Regions from separate parts of the Homo sapiens genome. Here region 2 is linked to region 1. Evidence: chromatin loops called from intact Hi-C (ENCODE). Cell type or tissue: CD4-positive, alpha-beta T cell. All regions are shown on one strand. Each heading gives the region's core, and the rest is flanking DNA. Links, peaks and the distances in the headings are about the cores only. Region 1 overlaps TBC1D10A (TBC1 domain family member 10A). Region 2 overlaps LOC105372990 (a long non-coding RNA gene).

What was found. Peaks named below come from ENCODE experiments on the same cell type or tissue, not always from the same donor. Only the 100,000 strongest peaks of a DNase experiment are listed, where the experiment ranks them.
Region 2: it touches region 1 in a loop (4-fold over the local background); 5 of 110 quality-filtered maps call a loop at or near these places.

Annotation. Positions count from the first base shown.
Region 1 is chr22:30,304,219-30,309,591 of GRCh38, forward strand. It overlaps TBC1D10A (TBC1 domain family member 10A), which reads right to left. Exons shown (of 9, transcript NM_031937.3): 2 at 313-412. Among named protein-coding and RNA genes, the nearest start is that of CASTOR1, 17 kb to the left of the region's middle. RefSeq lists enhancers at 458-957, 4,422-4,481, 4,542-4,631. In CD4-positive, alpha-beta T cell, for the core only: no CTCF peak of the experiment used is centred there; DNase peaks (open chromatin) are centred at 1,473, 1,983, 2,273, 3,043 and 1 weaker place; H3K4me3 peaks cover 2,580 bases; H3K27ac peaks cover 4,826 bases.
Region 2 is chr22:30,433,402-30,438,774 of GRCh38, forward strand. It overlaps LOC105372990 (a long non-coding RNA gene), which reads left to right. Exons shown (of 4, transcript NR_148046.1): 2 at 216-494; 3 at 891-984; 4 at 1,620-3,100. Among named protein-coding and RNA genes, the nearest start is that of MTFP1, 10 kb to the left of the region's middle. RefSeq lists an enhancer at 2,417-2,938. In CD4-positive, alpha-beta T cell, for the core only: a CTCF peak has its summit at 2,560; DNase peaks (open chromatin) are centred at 1,730, 1,810 and 2,400; H3K4me3 peaks cover 1,165 bases; H3K27ac peaks cover 1,883 bases; H3K27me3 peaks cover 452 bases.

The DNA of each region.
Region 1 (5,373 bases), core at 1-5,000:
GTTGGTAAGCAGCACTTAAGTCCTTCCCCTGGGAAGGCTAGAAGAAAGCTGTGTTATGGCTGTTGGCTAAGAGTGGCTTTGAGGTTTAGCTCCAGGACAATGTTCTGCATGAATCTGAAGTCATTGTGTTAGGGCCCAACCTTCCCCCTGCCTTCAAGCCAGCTTCTGTCCTGCACTGGCAGTTGGAGGACACCTAAGGCATCTGGCAGTTATAGAAGCCTCTGCTTTCCTAAGCTGATGAAGTTCCTCCCTCTTCCTCCTCCTCCCCAAGCTGCCAACTCCCAGCCCAATACCTGAGGCCAGGCCCCTCACCTTTTTGTGCTTCTTGGCCATCCATTTGTCCCAGTTGTTGAGCATGTCCAGCCACTTGGACTCCCTCTGCCTCAGCACCTCCAGGGGTACTTCCTCCAGCCTGTGGAGCAGAGGGCAGGGCCTGTGAGAGGTGCCAAGGGAAGCAAAGGCCCTGGCTTCATTCCCAGCCGCCAGCCTGGTCAGACCTCCATTCTTCCTGCCTACCATCCCTGCTGTTCCCTTCAGGACTGCTACCTCGGACCATCCTATTGCAGATGAGAGGGAACACGCCACCTCCCCATCCACCGCCTCAAGGCATAAGCTAGAGAGACAGCAGGTGGTTCAAGTGCCTACTTCCCTAATGTGGCCAGGACCCATGGTACCTCTCTGAGGCAGAGGCTGAGTGAGTGTCTGCATCTGTGCAGCAAAGCAAAGCATTCCTGTCCTGGGTCTGCCTTAGTCAATAAGCCTCTTCAGAGGGCCGGTGTACAAGGTGCAGAGTTGAACACAAAAACTAGTCAAACGAGTACAGAAATAATATGCTCACCTCTTTACTTGAGCCAAACTCATTACTCAGAGTTTCCCCAATTATGCCCTGGCCCTTTCCCTCTCAGCCTTTATTCATGCCAGTAACTTTGCTGGAATGCTTCCCAAATCGTCTCCACCCATCAAAATCCTACACACACTTCAAAGCCCCATCAAATACCACTTCTTCTATCTGTAGATCTACTGACTGGGCAGCTAGCACAACTGTGTTGCAGTGTTCTAGGGCGAGGGCCTCTGGATGGGTTATGGGGATGCCGTCCCATGATTAAAACAAAGTCTTGACCCTCATGGAGTTGATATTCTGGTGGGCACTGAATGTGGGGAAAACACCTCAGCACCAAGGTGCTTTTTTCTGCTTTCTTAACAGAATAAGGTATTAATGACAGACAAGGAAACAGGCTTAGAGAGGTAAGATACTCAGGAAAGGTATCTTGCTTAGCGTTCAATCAGTGGAAAAACCCAGACTCAAATACAAGTCAGGTCCCAGCCAAGAGCCAGCACACAGTGCTGCCTGACCTCTCAGAAAGGAGCACAGAGTCGGAGGCAGCTCAGAGGAGGTTCTCAGGAACAGGACACAGTGGGGCTGGGGCTTGGCCCAGGCCTGAGTCTCTGATCCTCTCTCTGCCGGAAGGAAATGTGCTACTGTGACTTTTACTGGTTGGAAGAGCAGAGGGAGGGGCCCTGGCAGAGCTGAGGCCTCTAAGACACAAAAGGGAAGGTCTTCTTCAGTGCATTTTATCTGGGGAAGTGCCCAGGCCTGAGAGTAGCCTTGGAACTGAACGTCTGAGGAAGGACTACAGCCCAGGCAAAGGAGGCCCCCTCAACGCACTGATACAAGGCACCCCACCTTGAACTGCTGCCCCTCTCACCACCTAAAGGCAGAACTAGGGCATGAGTTACTCCTTTCTTTGCCTTTCCTGATAAAAGCAAAGCAAGGACCACGCCTTTACAAAAGGTCAGGTAATTTACAAAGGGATATGTATCTCCGGGCAACCCCCAAACATCCCAGGAGCAGAAACTAAGGGCCCACACCTCCCAGGCCATGATACCTTCCACCACCTATAATGCACTGCTTATGCAACAAGTCAGAGGAACAGCCTTCTAGTTAACCAGTCAGAAGGGTGCCCAAACTGAGTCAACAGGAAGTTCTGGCAGTTATGGATGTAGATAATGGCTAATCCAATATCCCCACTGCACAGATGAAGAAACTGAGGCTTACAGAGGGCAAGGTTTTCACTTGAGATTACCAGTTTCCAAAGAACTCACAGGTGATTAAATATGTCTATCTGATACCTCAACCCTCAGTCTGGCTTTATTGATAAAATCTAACTGCAGGGACTCAAAGATGCCCATTCTCCCAACTGCAGATACACAGAGGAACATGTTAAATTCAGAGTTCTTTTAACTGATGCCAGATAACAGCTTTGGCAGTTTCAAACCCCCAATGTCAAACCTCAAACCGGAACTTCAGAAGAGTACAAAACAAACTACCATATTTCCTGGATTCTAAGACACCACTGATTTTAAGCTACACCATTGATTTGGCAAGATCTTCTCAGAAACAAACAAAAAACCCACTACTACTTTAACTGTGCATGTCAATTGAAAGATCTGTTTTGATTTTTTAAATCCTAAATTAGGAAAATTTTAAGGCAATATGGCCATCTGAATGGCTTTTCCTTTAACAGCAGAGGAGTTTAATCTACCTGGAGATGGTGAGAAGGAAGACACTGGAGGTCTGGCTGTACCCAGCACTCAGCGTACCACATGCTCTCTAACTGCAGGTAGATGTCTCTAGGCACAGGATATACTCCTGAAACATTGCAGGCTATCTATTTTTTTTGTTGTTAAATCAGAAGAGTCACATATCCTTCAATTAACTCAGTCAGGATCTTAGAAAACATCTGATCCAACTGCTGTCTGATATAGAAATCCTTTCTACATTAGGCAAGTCCCCTTTCTTCTCTGATCCTCAGTTTCGCTATATGCTTGTACAGTCTATCTTATGAATTTGACCCTCTAAGGAGGCCCACAGAGGAGCTGTGGGATGAAGCTGGGGCCAGAGGGGTCCCTGAAAATAGTATGACAGTGTAGAAGCCCTGAGGAGGCTTCCTCCTGACAGTGGAGAGGGCAGGAACCAATTGCTAGTGAGAGAGAAGCTGGCCCAGTATAAGGGACCACAAATGGCCCATGGGGGATGTCGCAAATCTGGCGGCCTCACTCATCCTCCAGAAAACCCCTCCTTCCTTAAGGTAGACTGAGGGAGTCTCTGAAGCCAAAAGAGACAAGTGAGACCAGTTTCTTTTGGCTCAGCCACTGCTGGAACTCCTCCAGGGATGGGCCTTCCTTACCTCCAGGTGAAGTCACTCTATTGTTAAACAGTTTCCACTGCTAAAGCTTTCTTCCCCACCTTATGCCAAAATTGTCCTAGTAACTTCCACCGTAATCTCAACACCGCTTTTGAGGCCATACAATTCTCCCATACCAGGCACACACATGTTTATCCCTCACCATCCACTCATCCCTAACTGAATGCCCTTTCTTCTCCCTTCTCCAAGTGACAGTAACCCTTCAGAGCCCAATATTACATTAAAAACCATCACTACAACAATAATAATATCAGCAACAGTAGTTACCATTCGTAGATTATTTACTACTTACAATTTTCTTCTCAATGCTTCACATACCTTTATCACATGTACCTTTTGTAATAACCCTACTATAACATCATTCTCCCCTTTTTATTTTATTTTTTTGAGACGGAGTTTTGCGCTTGTTGCCCAGGCTGGAGTGCAATGGCGCGATCTCGGCTCACTGCAACGTCCGCCTTCCGGGTTTAAGTGATTCTCGTGCCTCAGCCTCCCGAGTAGCTGGGATTACAGGCGCCCACCACCACACCCAGCTAATTTTTTGCATTTTTAGTAGAGACAGGGTTTCACTATGTTGGCCAGGCTGGTCTTGAACTCCTGACCTCAGGCGATCCACCCGCCTCGGCCTCCTGAAGTGTTGGGATTACAGGCGTGAGCCACAGCGCCCGGCCCATTCTCCCCATTTTAAAGTAGAATCCAAGGCTTAGTAATGTTAAGAGTGTTTTAAGACCATGTAGCTATAAGTGGCAGAGCTGGGACTCAAACCCAGGCCTGACTGACTCTACAGCTCATGCTCTTGACCCTTGTACTACACTTCTCTGCCTCCACAGGCCAAGCCCTCAGCCTCCACACAGCCTGCATGCCTGCATGCCTGCATGCCTGCCTGCCTGCATGCCTGCATGCCTGCATGCCTGCCTGCCTGCCTGCCTAGATCTCGTAAAATGTCCTCCAACCTGAAGATCTTCATCCTGGCTCAGAACACCATGTCTCATGCTTTTTAAACTGAGACCCACACAAACACAACACACATACACACACACAACCAGAATACATTTTAGGAAACGAGTTGCCCTTACATGTACTAATGCACTCTGATATTTCCAGATTGATTTTCTATTTTTCTATTCTATTGTTTTAAATGCTGGTCACAAGCCCCTAAAACTGATTTCAGCACCAACTGACAAATGAGTCAAGTCATTAAGTGTGAAATATGCACTTCATTACCACTTGCTCATATTACTCAGCACTGTCCCTCCCCAGCTGGACCGGGTCTTGAACTTCTTCTGTGACTCCTACCACACGCCCCAGGTGTTCAACAGCTGCCTGCCTGGCTTTCTCCATGACATCATTACCTTCATCTGCACTGCATCAGGGCTACAAGCTACTTCTGCCTTAGAAATTGTACGTGTCCCTCTAATAGCCCAGTGAAGTGGGGCCCTCACAGATTAATTACTATTTCCATTTGGACCATGACAGACTTGGCCTGATCAGAAAGGTTGTATGACTTGGACAAAGTCACAAAGCTAATAAGTAAGTAGCTGACCCAGGGCTTCCCCTCTGTCACAGTGACCTATATGCTATTTCCAGTTCCCTGGGGAAGGCTGTGGGGAAATCAGGCCCTTCTCCAGATGCTTCTGTGTGGCTCCATCTCTGGCGCCCAAGCCACTGGAGACAGTCTAACCCCCTCCTCCAGTGTTGTGACTGCCCCAGTGAGTGGCCTGCCCGTACCTAGCAATGCTCAGAGACACCAATACACTGGATGGGATGGTTTGCCAGCACAACCTCAGGTGCAGATGGTAAGCCTGGGTAATCTGCCATTTTTTTTTTTTTGAGACGGAGTCTTGCTCTGTCGCCCAGGCTGGAGTGCAGTGGCATGATCTCAGCTCACTGCAACCTCCACCTCCCGGGTTTAAGTGATTCTCTTGCTTCAGCATCCCAAGTAGCTGGGGCACCACCACACCCAGCTAATTTTTGTATTTTTAGTAGAGACGGGGTTTCACCATGTTGGCCAGGATGGTCTCAATCTCTTGACTATGTGATCCACCCGCCTCAGCCTCCCAAAGTGCTGGGATGACAGGCATGAGCCACCGCACCCGGCCAGGGCAATCTGCCATTTGCTGGCAACCCCAGCTTCTGAGGAGGAAAGGCTCAGAGGAGACAAAGGTGG
Region 2 (5,373 bases), core at 67-5,066, 130 kb after region 1:
CCTTTCACCTCTGGAGCCTCTGTTTGCCCTTCTGTGAAATGGGGATAGTGCCAGAATCTTCAAAGCCTGCTGTGTAGACTGAATGGGGTGACGCTTAGCTCAGTGCTTGGCATGCAGAATTCTCAACAAATGATGGTGTATGGTGGTGTTGGGGCTAGGACCAGATCCCAGTTCAGGGGTCTGACCCTGATGACCTTCCAACCTGTGCCTTCCAGGTGCCTGGTGAACGGCAAGAACTTCCACTCCCACTTCGTGCCCCAAGAGGTCCCCAAGAGACTGGAGCTCTCCTTCCAGGCCTTCAGCTTTACTGGTACTCCTGCTGATGTGAGTGGAAACAGATAACCCCCTCCCCACTCTGCCACCCCGTAGGAACAGAGACCCAAGCTGAGGAATCTTTGGAAGTTACGGGGTGCACCACAAGCTGTTGCTCTGGAATCTAAAGGTCCCATCTGATGCTACCAAGAAGGCCTGTTCCTTCCACAGGGGCACTCATGGTGAGTCATGTTCACCAAAGGTGTACTGCATGCCTTACCCTGTAACTGGCATTTGAGGTACATGACCTCACTTAATTGTGTGGGAGGTGAGGAAACTGAGGCTCAAAATAGCTCAGATTGAATTTCTGCAATAGTTCCCCATGCTTGGCTGGACCACAAGCCCAACTGCTTTGGCCTAGAGTGGGCAGTGTGAGGTATACTGGGAATGGAGGCTTTGGACTGTGACCTAGACCCAGGTTCAAATCCCAGCTCCAGCTCTTGCTGGCTGTGACATCATGGGCAAGTCACTGACCTTTTGTTAGCCTCTGTTTCTTTGCTTGTTAAATGCAGGTCTGGTCCATGCCACCCCTAGCTCCCATCTCTGGTGCACTGACCACCTCCATCCCTCACCTCTAGGTAAGAACTTCTGGATGCCTCCCTGGGAGTATGAGTGACAGTTGTGAGATTACCTGCCTGGCCCCCTGATTACCCTATCAAAGGTCCTTGGCAGGTAGGAGGCCCCTGTTTTGGGTGTGGAGGGTGGAGGTAGGCTCTGAGGCAAGGGAGGCAGCTGGCCCGGGGAATCAGTCACAGCCTTGCATGAACAGGCTTATAGAAGACATCATCTTGCTACTAAAGGCCTCTGAGGAAACTGACACTGGCCTGGACCACAAAGACCCACTCAAGGTGCCCATTGATCAGAACCAAGGAGGGTCCTGGCTTCTGGATCCTGTCTGGAGAGGCTTCTACTGTGTGGGACCTTGGGCAAATCCTTTCCCTTTCTGGGCCTTGGTTTCCCCAAGTGCAAAATGAGAGCATTAGATTGGCCTGCCACTTTTGAGCCTCTCATGTAATCTTTATTAAACAGATATCTGGAGACCCCTTCACCTCCACCCACATAACCCTTGATATATGCCCTTCTGAGAGTTTCATAGAGGAGAGAGAAGGCTTGTAGTCACTCACACCATAGTATAAACAACATGTTATCTTTTCTGTCCTTGGAAAAAAAATAGCTTCATATTCTCTCAACTTTCAGTATCAGTAAACAAATAGTAGAAGGTCAGAAGTTTATAGCTGTGTGTGTTGGGGGTGTGAGGGGATGTTGTGTTGTGGCTTAAAACTGTCTTTGATGTCTTTGGCTTCCAGATTCCAATCAGGCCTCTGAGAAGGCTTCCCATCAGGCCCCTGAGAAGGCTTCCAATCAGGTGACAGAGAAGGCTGACTTGTCCTCTGAACTGAGTCAGGCTTCTGACTCTAGGGGGCCTGGAGACGAGCAAGGGAGCCCTCTCCTGTAGCCTGGGCTCTTCTCCAGGTCCCCTTCACAGTGAGAGACACTGGAGCTCTGCATCCAGTGGTCTTTGGCAGTCCCTGTAGAACCAGGCTCTGGCTTCCTCCTTCTCCCCTCCCTCTCCTCCCTGGGCCCCCATTTGTGGCCTGCCAGGGCAGAGCCTGAAACCTCAGGCAATCTGGCTGTAAGCTTGCTTACCTCATGACCTTGGAAGCCACTTACCCCTTTGAGCCTCCTTATCCAGAACAGTAACTGCTGCCCACTGCATATTGTTAATACATGCTGCCTTTGTTGCCTGCCTGCCTGCCAAAGGAGGGGCCAGGGCTTCCATTTTTCTGTTTAATCCTCCCAAGAATCCTCCCAATAATCCCATGCAGTAGACACAATCAGGTCCCATTCTATAGATGGGGAAACTGAGGCTTGAGGTCACATAGGCGTCGTTCAAGGCTGGTATACCTGCACCCTCTCCCATGTGAACAACATGGTTCTGGGTAATGGGGGCTGTCATCCAGTCTCCTCCCTGCCCCTGCTGGTGCACTTCCTGCCTCTGCTGGTGCACTTTCTGCCCCTACTGGTATATTTGCTGCCTCTGCTGGGGCGCTTCCTGCCTCGGCTGGTGTATCTCCTGCCCCTGCTGGTGCACTTTCTGCCCCCGCTGATGCACTTCCTGCCTCTGCTGGTGCACTTCCTGGCTCTGCTGGCGCACTTCCTGCCTCTGCTGGTGCACTTCCTGGCTCTGCTGGCGCACTTCCTGCCCCTGCTGGTGTATTTCCTGCCCCTGCTGGTGTACTTCCTTCCCCTGCTGGTGCACTTCCTGCCTCTGCTGGCGCACTTCTTGCCTCTCCAGGCCCTACCTAGCCTCTCCCTCTTATATATGGAAGTCTTCCCAGTTCACTGACACTGGTAACAGGGACTCTGCTCTTGGTGTTGCTGTCTGCCCTGGGGATGGGCATCTGTGTCTTCCTTTACTACTGCTGGCTCAGGACCCAGAGCTTTGAAGCATGTCCAGATGCAGGTCCGGGCACCAGAGTCTAAGGAGCCCCTACACCCACCAGGATTTTCCAATAAAGAGATGTTCACCAATGAGTTTAGCTCTCTGGTTTTCCTGAGGAAGGGCTGGGAACATGAGGTCCCCAGAACAGGGGCCACTGTTGGGGATACTGTCTTAGGCATGGCAGGACTCAGACAGGGGTGGGGAGGGGTGGAAAGAAGTGCGTTTTTCCTCCAAACCTGTGGCTGCCTTGGGTAGGCTGGGCTCAGAGCACTCCTGCCTTTGCCCCTTAATGTTTGAGAAGCCCAGCAGCCCCCTAGGGCGGAGGTTGAGCCTCTTGAGGATGACAGAGAGGAGGGCCCATTGGAGGTTTACTTTGCATATCCTCTTGCCTGTAGACCAGTAAGTGGCATGTCACAGCTGGCCAGTAGGGATGACAGCCAATTGTTAGCTTTTCAGGAATTTTATGAGCTCGTTGTTAGACACAGCCATTATTAAAAATTAAATAATGTAGGCTGGTGTGGTGGCTCATACCTGTGATTCTAACACTTTGGGAGGCCGAGGGAGGTGATCTGCTTGCGCCCGGGAGTTCGAGACCAGCCTGGGCAACACGGTGAAGCCCTGTCTCTACAAAAAATATAAAAATTAGCTGGATGTGGTGGTGCACGCCTGTAGTCCCAGCTACTCAGAAGGTTGAGATGGGAGGATCGCTTATGCCCAGGAGTTTGAGGCTGCAGTGAGCTGTAATCACACCACTGCATTCCAGCATGGGCGGCAGAGTGAGACCCTGTCTCAAAAAAAATAAATAAATAAACAATATAAAAAGATCAAATGATATAAACTTAGATTTAAATACATTTTACTAAAAACAAAGTAAATGCTCAAAACTTGTTGCCTCGTAATCATTTTACTATCTTAATAGTAAATATTTTACTATCTTACTATCTTACTATCCTTACTATCCTCACTATCCTTACTATCATCCTTACTATCCTTACTATACCTTACTATCATCTATGCTCTTGGGAGCTTATTTACATCTATTCTGTTTGGTGGAAAGACCACATTATCATGTGCTACTGTGTATCGCTTTATGTGGGAAGCTTGAAATAGGCCATAGTGGACACATTTATACCATGGAAATTGACAAGGCAGGGTCTCCATACCTAGAAAGTCCTGTAGTTTACCACCATTCTTCTGACCCTCTTGCTAACCCAGAGGGTAGGTAGTGTGAACCAAAAGTATCTGAGACAGGTCTCAATCAATTTAGAAAGTTTATTTTTCCAAGGTTAAGGATGCACCTGTGACAGCCTCACCCTGATGCCATGTGCCCAAGATGGTTGGGGCACAGCTTGGTTTTATACACTTTAGGGAGACATGAGACATCGATCAATGTGTGTAAAATGTACATGGGTTTGGTCTGGAAAGGCAGGACAACTTGAAGTGGGGTGGGGGCTTCCAGGTCATGGGTCGATAAGAGATAAAAGTTTGTGTTCTTTTGGATCCTTATCAGCCTTTCACTGAATAACAATTTACATGTGAGCCGGGGTGGCGGGTAGAGGAATAGTCACTTATGCTTTAGTCTGGCTCAGTGAAGCTGCATTTTTACATAAACAATAAGGGCAGAGGAAGCAATCAGATGCATTTGTCTCAGGTGAGCAGAGGGATGACTTTGAGTTCTGTCCTTTGTCCTGCACCTGTGAAGATCAGCTATTCATTTACATTGCCAGGGTGAAATCCAACAGAACTGTTTTAGGGTAAAAATCTTGAGGCCTACAAGGAATTTCCTTGTGGGCAAAATGTGCATGAGGTATGTAGCTTTTTAATCCTTGTAGCTATCTTATTTAGGAATAAAATGGGAGGCAAGTTTGCCTGATGCAGTTCCCAGCTTGTCTTTTCCCTTTGGCTTAATGATTTTGAGGTCCCCAGATTTATTTCCCTTTCATAGTAGATAAACTGCTCCCCATTCCAGACTTACATTCTAAGAATCAGAGAAGGCAAGTGACCTGGCAAAGGCCTCCCAGCATATATGGTCACAGGTAAAACTCAAGCCTGGTCTGTTATTCCCTCCCCAAAACTGCCTGGTAGGGAGAAGGGAAAGCCAGCCTCAGCTGTGACTGACTCCTGGCTATCTGGAGCTCTCCCTCCAGATTCCTTTCTACCTCTCTGGCTGTCACCCCAGTGCTAAGAGCCTGGGCTCAGGCCCTCCTCTCTCTACCCTGGCTGCTCCCGCTCATTCCTGTGGCTTCTGTCCCCAGTACTCTAGCACCACATCTCCTATCTGTCCCCTCTAGACATATATCATGGTAGCAGCCTCTAGCTTGTTCCTCTCCAAATGTTCCCTCTGGCCAACCACTTCTTACAATGTTCAGAACAGAGTCCAGACCCTCACAGTGGCTCTCAGGGCCCTTGGTGATCTGGATAACGCCCCTATCATACACACCCTTCTCACTGCCCCACCCCAAATCTTCATTTCAGCCATTCTGTCCTTTTTGGGTCCTTAGATCTGGTGTTTCTCCTGCCCAGGCTTTCTCATATACTGTTCCCTCCTATTGGGACACTCCCTTCCATGCCTTTCCCCCAGCCCGTCCTGCAGGTTCACCAGCCCTACCCTGATTACA